Regions from separate parts of the Mus musculus genome. Here all the other regions are linked to region 2. The links are chromatin loops, found by intact Hi-C in ENCODE. Cell type or tissue: heart. All regions are shown on one strand.

Region 1 (2,500 bases), 220 kb before region 2:
CGGCAAAGCTTTATTGCTTACTCAGGAGCAAGAGAGGAAGAGCGTGGCAGAGAGAGGCAGAGAGGGAGAGAGAGAGACGCAGAGAGAGAGAGAGGCAGAGAGCAGAGGAAGAGAGCGGAGGAAAAGACGAAGAGAAAGAGACTAAGAGAAGAAGAGACGAAGAGAGGAAGAAACGAAGAGCCACATTCTTTATAAACTTTTCCCTCTTTCTAGATCTAGTCAAGAACTCCATCCTGTGTGATAGTATGGCTTCTGAAACTTCTATCACCAAATCCCCTATAAACCCTCTATTTAATATAATTATCACCCCCCTTTCTAAACCCCGGGACTTGTATGTGCCTGCCAAGCCTCTTACGAAGAAGCAATACCTCAACCTCCTCCTCAGCCTTTGGAGGATGCTGCCATATCTTCTCTGAGTTTTATTTAAACACTATGTAGTATCAGATATATAGTAAGTGCTTAATGTATAATTGTAAAATTTTGATGGATATGATGTTGATGAAGACGCATTTTGGGTTTTCTTTCTTTCTTTTTTTTAATCTAGCAATTGGGTTTGCACACTTGGACTCAATTGCATTTAGTCCAGAGTATGGCATAAATATCGAAGCTCTCAAACCCAGCGATTGAGAGCATTGGCCAGGCCATGGGTTCTGGCTGATCTCTGCTCACTTCTCGGGCTCATCATAGTCCAGCTGTGTGATGTAAAAACCACAATTTTTTTTTTCAAAACTTAGTTGCTTCATCTTTAAAATAGGCAATGCACTCGCCACCTCATTGGGTTGCCTTGATGACAAAATGAGCTCATAGGAAAGGCATGTGACACCATGCTTAGCAAGTAAAAAAGAACTGGTGAGGGCCTACTGTTTTATTATTGTCACAGTTCCCAAAGTTCCATTGAAAATCAGAGACACAAATATCTCCATGTTCAAAGGCTAGGAAAAGAAACAGAATGCCCATATATCAGGCCTTTGCACTTTCCTGCCACCTTCCAGGCCACAGTCCCTCTACTCTGGTTCCACTCTCCTCCAGATTAGAGCAGACATTCAGACAGTTGCCTGATAAAGGGAGGTTCTGACACTTCAAAGGCAGGCAGTGACTTGCCTGGCAGGCAACAGGCAACTTGGCAGAAGGCTCGGGAACAGATTTTTGGAGTTAAGTGTTCAGGGTTACCTCCTCTCACCCCAGCAACAAAGGAAGAAGGCTGGGCACGTTCAGAGGAAAGATGTCAGGTAACTCCACATCTCATGATGGGAAAGGAACAAATAAGACTTCTCCCTGGGAAAGTCTTCTATTCAGAAAGCAAAGGACATGTCTTCACGAAAGAATGTGTTTTTCAGGCAAGTTAAGTTTGAGGTCTTTGGGGGTGGGGTGGGCCTGAATTGCTTCTGGATATATTTTTTGTAATTTGTATCAGGTGTGAGTTAGTGCTGCAGTTGCCCAAAATAACAGCCAGTAAGCAGGTCTAAGATTTACTGAGCAGGCACTGTGGGTTACTAAGATTTTATAGACAATCATTGGCTGGAACACCAGTCCCATTTCAGGGGTCTCCATAATCACCTGAGAGAGGAGGGCAGGTACATGAGTTTGTCACTGCCCTGTGGCTAGAATGCATAGGGCTGAGGCCAGAAACCAGATCTGCTCTAACCACTGACTGTAAGATGGACTGTATGTTAGGAAAAAAAATCTCTAACTCCAATAGGAGTAGAGGAGAGAAAGAAGTAATTGTGTTGTGTAAACTAGTTTTCATTAAACACAAATCCTAGCTATGGGGTGCTGTAGACGAGTTTTACCTACAGAAAGGTAGCTCATTTCTCTTTTAACAGTTTATAGTCTTTCATAGCTTGGCTGTAGTGGTTCTCAAATGAGTACAGGTTTTGTTCCATGAGGGACAACTGGCACTGTATGGAAAACATTTCCAGTCATTACTCATGGAGGTTACTACTACCATCTAGCGAGTGGAGGTCAAGACACTGCTAAACACCTAAGAATGCGTAGGAGAGTTCCCCAAGAAAGACTTCTCCAGCTTGAAATGTCAAATGTGCTAAGGTTGCTTTAGCAGGCAGAGATCTTTGCTTATTTTCTATTCTTGGTTGTGAGCCAAATATATCACTCTCAAAATAGGTCAAGATAAAAACCAACCTAAGAGGGCCTCTTGTCTGCACAGGAAAGGAGGTGAATTTCAAACCCCTCTTCCAGTCATCATTTTCTCATCTTATTTGATTTTTATATTCAATGCAATCAAAACCTTTAAAACCAAATCACTCCTAACTTCTAGAACCCTCACAGGCATGCCATTAGAAAAATCAAGATCGGATGATTTAGACAGGTTCGCTCAATTAATTAGTACGTTTGGAAGAAGTTACATGATAAGGGAAGGACAAAAGTGATGTATGTGGCCATAAAGCTAAGCTTTGCTATCAGGTATGTGGTTTTGGGGGTACTGGTTCCATTTCTACCACTCCTTGTCCACAAGAAACTAAAGGGTATCCCCCTCACTGAG
Region 2 (2,500 bases):
ATACATGGAACTCTTGTCTTAAGAAAATCATCATCATCATCAACAACAACAAATCTACAACATCTTAGTGACGTTTCAGTATTCACCTACCATTTTTAAGAAAGAAAGGAGTGGGGAATACCTTTATAGCTTTTCAGCATCAGTCTGAGAAATAGTCTACTTCATACCTAATCCATCTCAATTTAGCACACTTAGTATCTGACCTTTACTCTTACTCTGGAAGTCTTTGAATAGAATTCAACCAGCCCTTTCATTTTGAAATGTTAGGCTCAATATATATTCTATTACTAAAAGTAGCTTTATATTAAAGGGTGGGGTTCATGGTATAGATGAGGAAGACCACTGGAGACCCCTTAAATGGGGAGGTAATCCCTTCATATTTTCCATAAGCCTGCACTGCTAAGGTTAGGTTCTATCACCACAGAATGTCCCAGTGAATACTACGTACCTAAGGCCTAGCTAGCAGAGTGTTCTAGAGTTTGCAGGGACACTGACCAGGTCGATCACACTTCTGGAACAGAGAAGGACAGCAAGCTGATCAATTTAGAGTCCAGTGTGACTAAGGAGAAATTTCTTTTTAAAAGAATATTACTAGCGTCTCTCATCCCATCTCACGTAGCTGCACGAGTGGCGCTGTTCAGAGATGGTAGTTTTAAAAGGTGGGAACAGGAGCCTGATCGTAGGTCATTGTCATGTACCCTCAAGGTGACTGTGGAACCTCCGCCTTTGCCCAGCTTTGCTCTCTAGGTAAGTGATGCGTGGATGCTCTGTCCAGTGTTCCCCATCCTTTGGTCTACCCACAGAAGATCAAAGCAATGGGTCTGCCTACTTCTGTACTGAATCTTCAAAATGTGGGTCTAAACAAACCTTTTCTCTGCATATGTTAATTATCACTCTATAGAAAGCTATTGCAAAGCCAACTCTACCGTTAGTTGGTGTAACTGCTCCCCCTGGAGGAACTCAAGAGAACTGCAAACTACTCACCATCTAGTGTCCTGCCCACAAAGACTGAGGAGAAGTCTTTAGGACAAAGCAGGTAAATAATCCTTCGCAAATATTTCTTCCAAGGATAATTTCTCAAACAGATTGAGAACCACCACACAGCTCTGTATTTCAGATCTTTTATGTTTTAGTTTGTACCCTCCCAGAACAAGACAGATATAAAGATGCACACGGCCACCATGGCCATGCTTCCTTTTGCATTCGGATAATTTGAGGATAAACTACTTTAAAGGATAAAGATAACAAGATAATCCTTGAGTGTACATGTACATTATTAGGGATAATCAGTTACTTTATGTTATAAAAATAACAGAAAGGCAAAACCACTTTTTGACAAAAGGTTGTACTTAACTGGAAAAAAAAATTGACTAAAGGAGAATGTGTAGCTTCTGCTCTTTGTTCAAGATGAGCATACCAGGAAGGTGACTCTTGATGAGGTTTTGGTAGCATTACATTTCCTTCTAGCCTACGGCTTTTAGTAACCCATTCTAGGATAAACAGTCTCCATTCCTAAGTATGTTTTAAGGATGAGCTGTCCAATCTGCCCACACATGTGGAACAGCCAAGTCTCCTGGACACATTCCATGTGCAGAAGTGGCAGCTCTGACTCAAACTGTCTGCCTGTCCCGTGTGAGAGCGAAGAGAGGAAGAGAGGCCTTCCATGGCAGTTATGGTTCAATGTCATTCGTTCAGTGTGCCCCTTCCCTTCTCTCTGGATGGCTATTTTTTTTTCTTAGACATTCCCCACATCTCAGCAAAGCACAGACATCAGTGGACGGAGTTGTAAAAGGAAAAGGAGAAATCAGATTTTCTTTCTAGCAAATCAGGGAACCTGGGTTCACTAATTTAACAGCTCTACTGAAGTGGAAACAAAGACACAGTTACTCATCTTAACCAGTGCGATGACATTGAAAAGTGGGACGTAAAGAAAAACAGAAAACATTATAAGAATAGATTAGCATCCTGATTACTAACTACAGTAATTGTTACTATTAATTAAGCTAATAGATTAGGGAAAGAACTTTGACCAGACAATGCTTCCATCCCTACCGCCTCCCCCTCAACCCCTCCAAGTCAGGGAACATCACTCAAATTCTGGTACAGAATAATTAGTGACATTGCCCTTCTATTCAGTTGCCTCTAACAGGCCCTTGGGAGTCAGCTGGATTCAAAGAAACCTTTAAACGTGAACAGAATCAAATAGCCGAGACTGGGCTTCATCTAAAATAACATAGAGCTTGTTGAGCTAAATGGTACAGCTGCCAAAATTCCAGATTGTAGAGATTGTCCTAAGTGAAAATCAAACCATTTTCTGGCATACAGATTCATTTATTGAGGCTTGGCTAACCTGGCCAAGTGCTACTGAGGACAACCAACATATGATAGAATCAGAGGAGAACCTCTCAGCCAACAGGACCTTGCTTGACTTCTCCAGGCTTGCTTGCCCTCGCTGTAGCATCCATCTCAAATACGTACCATCGCCTCAAATACATACCAT
Region 3 (2,500 bases), 220 kb before region 2:
GACATTTGCACTGCAGGTCTTCCGACTTGCCTGCGTGAGACTCACCTCAGGGAGCTCTCTAATTTTTTTGCTTTGTCTAGTTCTCTCCCTCTGGTTCCGAATGTCCAGTGGGAAGATTGGAAAGCTATATGTGTAACAAGAGCTACTGTAATGCTCATGAAGCCAGTTTGGCAGTAGACCATGAAACACCCACGTCTTTCCCCCAGTATTTAAAGAGCAGTTATTTGTCCTTCAGACAGAGAAAAGTGGTATCGGCTGTGGGAAAATGTGGTTTATAGCTTTGGTTTTTTTTTTTTTCATATAACAAAATAACAAGAATCCTGAATATAATACAAAACAGCGATCCAATGCTGGGTTGTAGAATAGGGCAGGCAAGAGTAGGCTTTGAGAACCGTGTGAGCTATCTAACTTATGCAACATCCCAGGGACCCAGACATGCTGCATCCTTCTAATACCTCATGCTTCCTGCAGACTTCTGCATGCACATATTCCTTTGGACACTGGATGATGTGTTTGTTCTACACTGCTTTGATGGTATAGGGCTTGTGGGGTTTCGAATCCATATGATGACACTATATTCGTACCTGCTGTGTCATGTATTAGCATCAATTGATAACATATCTGTCCCTAGGTAAGTACTTCATGTTGTGTAGAAGTCTTTCAGGGAACTCGGGACATATTTCTGTGCTCCAAATAGGAGGGATTGGATTCATTCCTTTTAGAGTAGGACCATGGATTTGAATTTCTGATCATGTTGTAGGGGCTGATATTATGTCTAGTCTGCCTTTCTGAAAATTGTTATGACCCTTAAATTCCTTCAGGGAAAAATGCATCTCTTGTCTCTTTCTGTGCCATGGGGGAAAATGTGGGAGATATCAAAGTTGCTCTTGAGGTGTTTGTAGAAGGAGAGAATGAATTTTCATATGAAACTATGAAGACAGCTTCATGAGCAAAGTTAGCAGTTCCTTCAGGTCTGAGTGGAAGGAGCTGGGGTGGAGTGCCCGCTCTTCCTCTCTATTGAGAAGTGGGATAGGGGTTTCACTATATGTAGTGATCTAAAAGTCTGTGAGCATTTAGGGTAGCTATTGCCTTGAGTCTTTAGAAATGACTTCCCCTAGAATAGCAACACTCTCCTCTGATGCACAGCTCTAGTGAACCAGATACCAGCTGAGAGCCGCCGATGATCATCTTGTACCACACAAATATGAAATGATGCACTTCTGGGAGAAAGGACCATCCAGCCAGCTGCTCTCAGCAGGGATGCCATCGGTACAGCCAATTAGTCTGGGCTAACCTCAGTGATTCCATCCTTTGCACTGGACAGAGAGGTAAGTGTCTCAAGTCAGTGCACTCTGACAGCCATGCTAAAAGCCTACCGAACCTTCCATAGAAAACTCAGTCCAGTGGTAGTAGCAACAATGAATCAAAGAGAGAGCACAGGGATATATTTTGAAGTTCAATCCCAGTCTCTGTTGCAACTCCCTTCTACAACATCAGCCAGCTGGCCGGGAACATCCTGGGGATTGCTTCCTAGTTTATCTCCTGGCTTCTCTACCCGGGCTTCTGTAACCCAGCTTACAACTTGCTTCCTGCTTGCCAACTGTCTGAGCAAACTCAGGTTTTCTTTTTTTCCCTGCTTGCGGTTTTTTTCTGTCATTCACTCCTCTATTCTTCTCCGCCTGTTTGCACTATTTCACTTTACTTAATGTCAAGAGTTCCCTGTTGGCCAATCCAACATGGCCTTTTACAGAAAAGCACCCTTACCTAAGATTTCTCTTCTTTAGAGAAGGAATGATTAAAAAAACTTTTTTTTTCTCCAGTGCCTGAAGCTTTTTCAAGAGAAAGAGAGAAGCACCCTTCTATGGGAGTCTCCAAGGCTGCTTAGTGATTCGCCTTTCAATGTGTAGTCTCAACAGGGCCTAGAAGAGCCTCTCCAGGGAACAGTGCTATGCAAGCTAAAAGCAAACAAACAGAGGTGACAGCCAATGATGAACATCAGCGCACACTCTTAAAGCCGAGGGTAACCATAGCGAGTGCTTCTTAACTTTCAATCTGTGATGAACCACAGGCTGTCATATTGCTGATCATGGAATTCTACAAGCTCTCTAGGATGATACCAGTGTCACGAAGACATGGACCACTCAGTGTTACTAATACATGGACCACACTCTAGCAAGGTCTGAGGGCTCCCAACCTCCTACCGTAGCACTCACTGGCAGCTTGAGCTTTGTGTGTGTGTGTGTGTGTGTGTGTGTGTGTGTGTGTGTGTGTGTGTGTATGTGTGTGTATGTGTGTGTGTGTGTGTGTGTGCATGTGTATGTGTGTGTGCGTGTGCGTGACTGAAGTGTTCTAACTGTTGGAATACAGTAGCCATTAGCTGTATGTGTTCACTGAGCACAGTGAAGTGTGAAGAGTACATTGTGTATGTGTGTGTGTATGTGTGTGTGTTAGTGATGGTGGTGGTGTGTATAGTATACCTGATCGTATGAGTGTATGCAGA

Evidence for each region. Hi-C counts contacts between places; a loop is a spot of excess contacts. Peaks named below come from ENCODE experiments on the same cell type or tissue, not always from the same donor. Only the 100,000 strongest peaks of a DNase experiment are listed, where the experiment ranks them.
Region 1: a loop joins it to region 2, with 2.5 times the contacts of the local background. A loop is called at or near these places in 2 of 42 quality-filtered maps.
Region 3: it touches region 2 in a loop (2.1-fold over the local background); 2 of 42 quality-filtered maps call a loop at or near these places.

What each region holds. Positions count from the first base shown.
Region 1 is chr15:53,466,507-53,469,006 of GRCm38, forward strand. All of the region lies in intron 4 of Samd12 (sterile alpha motif domain containing 12), which reads right to left. Among named protein-coding and RNA genes, the nearest start is that of Ext1, 120 kb to the left of the region's middle. In heart, no CTCF peak of the experiment used is centred here; a DNase peak (open chromatin) is centred at 1,085; H3K4me3 peaks cover 477 bases; H3K27ac peaks cover 2,290 bases.
Region 2 is chr15:53,687,911-53,690,410 of GRCm38, forward strand. All of the region lies in intron 3 of Samd12 (sterile alpha motif domain containing 12), which reads right to left. Among named protein-coding and RNA genes, the nearest start is that of Mir28c, 75 kb to the left of the region's middle. In heart, a CTCF peak has its summit at 957; no DNase peak of the experiment used is centred here.
Region 3 is chr15:53,471,356-53,473,855 of GRCm38, forward strand. All of the region lies in intron 4 of Samd12 (sterile alpha motif domain containing 12), which reads right to left. Among named protein-coding and RNA genes, the nearest start is that of Ext1, 130 kb to the left of the region's middle. In heart, no CTCF peak of the experiment used is centred here; a DNase peak (open chromatin) is centred at 1,506.